Linked DNA regions of Homo sapiens: region 2 is linked to region 1. A link is a contact called in ENCODE Hi-C or POLR2A ChIA-PET data. All regions are on one chromosome and are shown on one strand. The core of a region is the stretch at or near the end of the contact, and the rest is flanking DNA. Distances in the headings are between cores, read along the strand shown. Region 1 overlaps TENM4 (teneurin transmembrane protein 4). Region 2 overlaps TENM4 (teneurin transmembrane protein 4).

Region 1 (2,859 bases), core at 29-2,528:
GCCTAATCCAGAGCAAAGGCCCTAACTCTTTTCAATTCTGTGAAGTCTGAGAGAGACAAGGAAGCTGTCTAAGAAAAGTTTCAAGCAAGCAGAGGTTGGTTCATGAGGTTTAAGGAAAGAAGCAGCCTCCATAACATAAAAGTGCAAGGTGAAGCAGCACGTGCTGATGGGAGAAACTGCAGCAAGTTATCCAGAAAATCTAGCTAAGATTGTTGATGAAGGTGGCTACACTAAACAGCAGTTTTTCAACATAGACAAAACAGCCTTCTATTGGAAGAAGATGTCATCTAGGACTTTCATAGTTAGAGAGGAAAAGTCAATGCTTGGCTTGAAGCTTCAAAGGATAGGCTGACTCTCTTGTCAGGGGCTAATGCAGCTGGTGAGTTGAAGTTGAAGGCAGTGCTCATTTATCATTCCCAAAATCCCAGTGCCCTTAAGAATGATGCTAAATCTACTCTGCCTGTGCTCTTTAAATGTAATGACAAAGACTGGATGATGGCACATCTGTTTACAGCATGGTTTACTGAATGTTTTAAGCCCATTGTTGAGAGCTACTGCTCAGAAGAAAAGACTTCTTTTAAAATATTACCACTTACTGACAATGTACCTGGTCACCCAAGAGCTCTGATGGAGATAACTAAGGAGATGAATGTTGTTTTCATGCCTGCTCATGTAACACCCATTCTTCAGCTCGTGGATCAAAAAGTAATTTTGACTTTCAAATCGTATTGTTTAAGAAACACATTTTATAAGACTATAGCTGCCATAGATAGTGATTCCTCTGATGGATCTGGGCAAAGCAAATTGAAAACTTTCTGGAAAGGATTTACCAATCTAAATACCATTAAGAATGCTCAAGATTCATAGGAGAGGGGTGAAATATTAACAAGAGTTTGGAAGAAACTGATTCCAGCTCTCACGGGTGACTTTGAGAAATTCAGGACTTCAGTGGAGGAAGTAACTGCAGGTGTGTTGGTAGTAGCAAGAAAAATAGAAGTGGAGCCTCAAGATGTAACTGAATTGCTGCCATCTCATGATAAAACTTTTATGGATGAGGAGTTGCTTCTTATGGATGAGCAAAGAGAGTGGTTTCTTGTGATGGAAACTACTCTTGATGAAGATGCTGTGAACATTGTTGAAATGACTGCAAAGAATTTAGAATATCATATCAACATAGTTGATAAGGCAGAAGCAGGGTTTGAGAGGACCGACTCCAGTTTTGAAAGAAATTCTACTGTGGGTAAAATGCTGTCAAACAACATTCCATTGTACAGAGAAATCTTTCAGGAAAGGAAGAATCGATACATGAGGCAAACTTCATTGTTTACAGAGTACCCACCGTGTGCACTGGTCTCACGTACACAGTGACCACACACCTGTATGGTCTGGATAACCCTGTAATAAATATTGTCTATAAATAACCAAGAGGCTGAAGCTTAGAGAGGGGACTCAACTTGCCCAAGGCCAGACAGCTTCAAGGCTCAGTTTCAGAAACCAAGACTCCCTGGTCACAACAGAACCCTCCAACTACAGGATGCAGCAGCTTCTGTGTGTGACTGGATTGTGGTCTAGGCTTGAGGTAGGGAGTGAGGTGGGGACAGGGTGTGTGGGGACCTGGAAAAGCAGAAGGAGACAGACAAGACTTTATTCCCAAACACTGCCTCCTCAGAAAACTTTAAAAAGAGAAGTTTACCTTTGCAATCTGGAGGAGGTTTTCATGTTTCAGCTCATGCTGAATTGTTTTATGCCTTAGCTATAAACCTCCGACAGAGAGAGTGCGGGGGCAAGGCTGACCCAACTTTAAGTATGGCTGTGCTGCTGTAAAGCTCAGGTTACGAGGATCACTTCTGGTGCCAAGGCAGTTTAACAAGTATGAATGTGCATAATTCATTCCAGTTGTCCTGCCTCGGCACAGAAGGGCTATTTCTGGGGTGGAGCTCCCTACACTTCTGCCAATGTGGTTCCCATTACTGGATCCGGTGCCTTGCTGAAGTTCCCTCCATGCCCAGGAAGGGCCTGTTTTATCACAACTGCCAAACCATCGGTTCTCTGTAAAGGTTTGGAGGGGTTCTGTATTCCAAGAGGCGAAGTCAATGCTTGGTGTAAAGCATTGCTTGGTTGTGAGGGTGGGCTCTCATGAAAAAAAGCACCCAATCTCACCCGTCCCAAGAAATCTTTCCAAAACCCAATTGCTATTGTCCAGTCTCTAGCCAATCTAAGTACAGGCACTCCCATTTTCTATTTTGAAAAATCTCAACCCTAAGGAAAAGTTGAAAGAATAGTGCAGAAAAGCCCATATACTCTTCATCTAAATCTGTCAGTTAATATATTGCCACATTACTTCATCTCGATGCATAAAAAGTTTTTCTGAATCATCTGAAAGTTGTAGACTTCAGTACACTTTATATCAGCACACATCTCCTAAGAATAAGAGCATTCTATCATCTAACCACAATATGACTATTAATGAATAATTATTCCATATCACCTAACATACATACTATAGTTTAAAATTTCTCCAATTCTTCCCAACTGTCTTTTTTTTTTTTTTTTTGAGACGGAGTCTTGCTCTGTTGCCCAGGCTGGAATGCAGTGGCAGTGATCTCGGCTCACTGCAAGCTCCGTCTCCCGGGTTCATGCCAGTCTCCTGCCTTAGCCTCCCAGTAGCTGGACTACAGGCACCCGCCACCGCGCCTGGCTAATTTTTGTATTTTTAGTAGAGATGGGGTCTCACAGTGTTAGCCAGGATGGTCTCGATCTCCTGACCTCGTGATCTGCCTGCCTTGGCCTCCCAAAGTGCTGGGATTACAGGCGTGAGCCACTGCGCCCGGCCCCCAACTGTCTTTTTTATAGCATTTA
Region 2 (2,834 bases), core at 333-2,832, 150 kb before region 1:
TCCCTGGAGCAGGGTGCTGGTGAATAGATGTGAACATTTGAAACAGCCCCCTGGCGAATGAGAGCGAGAACTCACAAAGTACAAGAACTGCAGCTGGGAGGGCCCAGGAGAGGCTAAAGATCAGGAGCATGATGTGATTTGGCTTAGTGGCATTCAGAAGCACAGCTTTGAGATCAGAAGTGGTGAATGGTTAAAATGATCCTGGGTTTTGCAAGGTGGATGTGGAATAAAGGCACAGAGACCAGGGAGCTGTGAGTGATGGACCAGCGGAAGAGCAGAAAATGTAGAAGGAGATTGAGCCAGGAGAGAACTGGCACTGGGTAGGAAGTGGCCTGGTTCTGGCCAGGACATTTCCTTTAGGTGGATTAGTGTCAAGGAAGAAAAAGAGCAAAACTAGAGGAGCAGGCTTTATGGTTAGAAAAGAATTCTCTAGATGGGAAAACTAGGGCCCATCTAGGAAGTACCTTATCCTATGCCACACAGTGACATGCATGTCAGTACTTGAGTAGGAACTTGCTGGCTGCCTTGGCAAACAGTCAATGTAAGGGGGCAGCTGGACAAGTAGCTGCCAGATGGTGGTCGCTGCGCTCTTTGGGCCTTCTTCTGTGCTTCTGCCTGGGCCATTTCCATAGTCTGGGCTCCTTTACCGTGATCTTCATGTATTCAAATCTAAATGTGCTTTGAGTTCTGGCTCCAATGCCACCTCCTCCTTGAAACCCCCTCCCGGCAGCTGGAAGGAGTTTCACCTTCTGCCTTCCCAAAGCACTTTTACGTGGATCTCCCTTTCTCAGGGTTATTAGTCTACCTGAGTTGTCTAGAGAACCCTGCCATCATCAAATTAATCTCTGCATTCCCTAGTGAGTCTTACACAGGAAACATGTCTTCTGACTGTATCTGTATTGCCAGATTCCAGTGGTACAGGACAGAGTGCTCACGTAACTGTTCAAGATTCTGTGATTTTTCAGAGAAGAGGCTTGGAATCAGGTAAGAGCCTGCTCTGCTACTTCCTAGCTATGTGAAACAAATACTGCACACCTTTGAGCCTTATTTTTGTCATTTATAAAATGGTGATAATGATATCTATCTATCAGAGTTTTAAAACAGATTTAAAAATATACTGAGCATCTACTATGTGACAGATAGGCCTAGGGGCTGAGGATACGAGATTATATGAAATTATTCGTATCCACAAGAAACTCAAGTCTGCCTATGTGTGTAAATGTGCACAATGCCAGCCACCATGCCCAGCACACAGTAGGCTAATTAAAAGTTAGCTTTTTCTCCCACAGACCAGATCTCCATATATTTTGTACAAATTAGCATTCTGAAAGTATGGCACCCACGCTGTCTCCCTGCCTCCCTCACTAAGTTGGACAGATGGCTTTCAGTCTCAGTGCAGGTTTCAGGAAGAAGCCAGAAGGGGAAGAAGGTACAGCAAAGGAACCTCTGACTTCCTTACAGTAATTAGTCTCCTTTAGACATTGAGGCCAAACCCAAGCTACTCTCCTGTGCTTTTCAACTTCCCTCCCTATCACCCGAGAGTCAGAGCTGCTTCAAGCCATGGCTCTGTTCCACGGATCGAGATGGCGGAAAGTTAATGAGCCTTGGAAACCACACGGCCTTTCACCTCATTCAAGGAGCTTGGAGAGCTTTCAAACCAAGCAGAAAAGTGGATTCCAGTATGTGGGTGCAGAGCAGGTCTCCACATCTATTCCCCCAGGACTAGATTTTCAAGTCTTTACAAAGCACCTACCACAGGAAGCAGTAAGCCACTGCTATTCCTCTTAATTGGAGAGTATCTGGCTTCCTGATTAGAGGAGTTCAAACCCAGCTTGGAGGAGGCCTCCAAATAGGAGCTGACTTTGCAGAAGGATAACAAGTCAGGAAAGAACTAGTGAGCAAGGAAGCCAAATAACGAGACTGGGATGTGTATTTTCGGCCAGGACTGGAACACAACCTGACCCCCACTAAAAGGGCCCAACTGGGTGAAATGAAGAGACAGCTGATGTTACACTCTCTTCCTAATGACCTCTGACCCTAATAACCTTTTGTAAAAGGCTCATTTCTCCACTCAGTCATAAGCTCATCTATCTAACTCTTTCCTGGACACTTCCACCTGGCTGTCCCCCAAGAACCTCCAACTGTATGCTGACAATAGAGTAGGTTTCTAAAACCAAACCTGACCTTGTCACACCTCCGCCTAAAACTTCTCAGTGGCTCCCAAAGACAGAAAAAACCTAAACTCCTTCAAGATTATTCATGCTGGCTTTCCTCATCTTTTCCCCCTCTCACTACTGCCACAAATATCCTAAAAGCTAAGCCACTTCAAGCTACTCATCTTTCCTAGAAAATGCCTTGATCTCCCATCTTTGTATATGTTGCAAATCTTTGACTTCTACAATTGGCTGTTGCAAGGTGCTTGCCTCTTCCTTTTATCACTACCTACTCATATCCAACCTCCACCACCACCTTGAATTCCACTTCCTCCAAGAAGCTTCCCTGACCATTGGTTGAGAGCAATTGTTCTTTTTCTGAAACCCTTGTAGTAATATTAGTACACCAAAGTCATGATCCAATTTACATGGTTCCTCTGGCAGTGTTACTAAATGAAGTGCTATCCAAAACCTGATACCTGATTTACTGGCAGTTTCAGCACAAACCTTGGTAATAGCCAATGGCAGAGTTGTGCAGAGGATAAACATGGGCTCTGAAGCCAGAGAAGCCTGGAAGTGAATCATTGTTTTCTCAGAGTGTCTTTGAGCAAGTCACGCAAGTTCTCTGGACCCTGGTTTCCTGGGAGTAACACCATCTGCAATGTCAGAGGTTAATGTATT

The links. Hi-C counts contacts between places; a loop is a spot of excess contacts on that map. ChIA-PET counts read pairs that join two places held with the same protein, here RNA polymerase II (POLR2A). Pooled maps may share reads with other maps.
Region 2: a loop to region 1 is called in a map of sigmoid colon, with 2.6 times the contacts of the local background. The contact joins two enhancer-like sites. A Hi-C loop is called at or near these places in 7 of 168 maps with a recorded cell type or tissue (Right ventricle myocardium inferior, esophagus muscularis mucosa, heart left ventricle and 3 more), 1 of 37 single-sample maps with no recorded cell type and 6 of 50 pooled maps. POLR2A ChIA-PET finds 5 or more read pairs at or near these places in 3 of 52 experiments (IMR-90, Panc1 and activated CD4-positive, alpha-beta T cell).

Annotation. Positions count from the first base shown.
Region 1 is chr11:78,945,838-78,948,696 of GRCh38, forward strand. All of the region lies in intron 6 of TENM4 (teneurin transmembrane protein 4), which reads right to left. Among named protein-coding and RNA genes, the nearest start is that of TENM4-AS1, 150 kb to the right of the region's middle. Within about 2 kb of position 1,279, at least 2 of the 41 ENCODE cell types and tissues checked have a DNase peak (open chromatin) inside an H3K27ac peak, as active enhancers do.
Region 2 is chr11:78,794,435-78,797,268 of GRCh38, forward strand. The region is part of intron 15 of TENM4 (teneurin transmembrane protein 4); the gene reads right to left. Among named protein-coding and RNA genes, the nearest start is that of NARS2, 220 kb to the left of the region's middle. Within about 2 kb of position 1,583, at least 5 of the 41 ENCODE cell types and tissues checked have a DNase peak (open chromatin) inside an H3K27ac peak, as active enhancers do.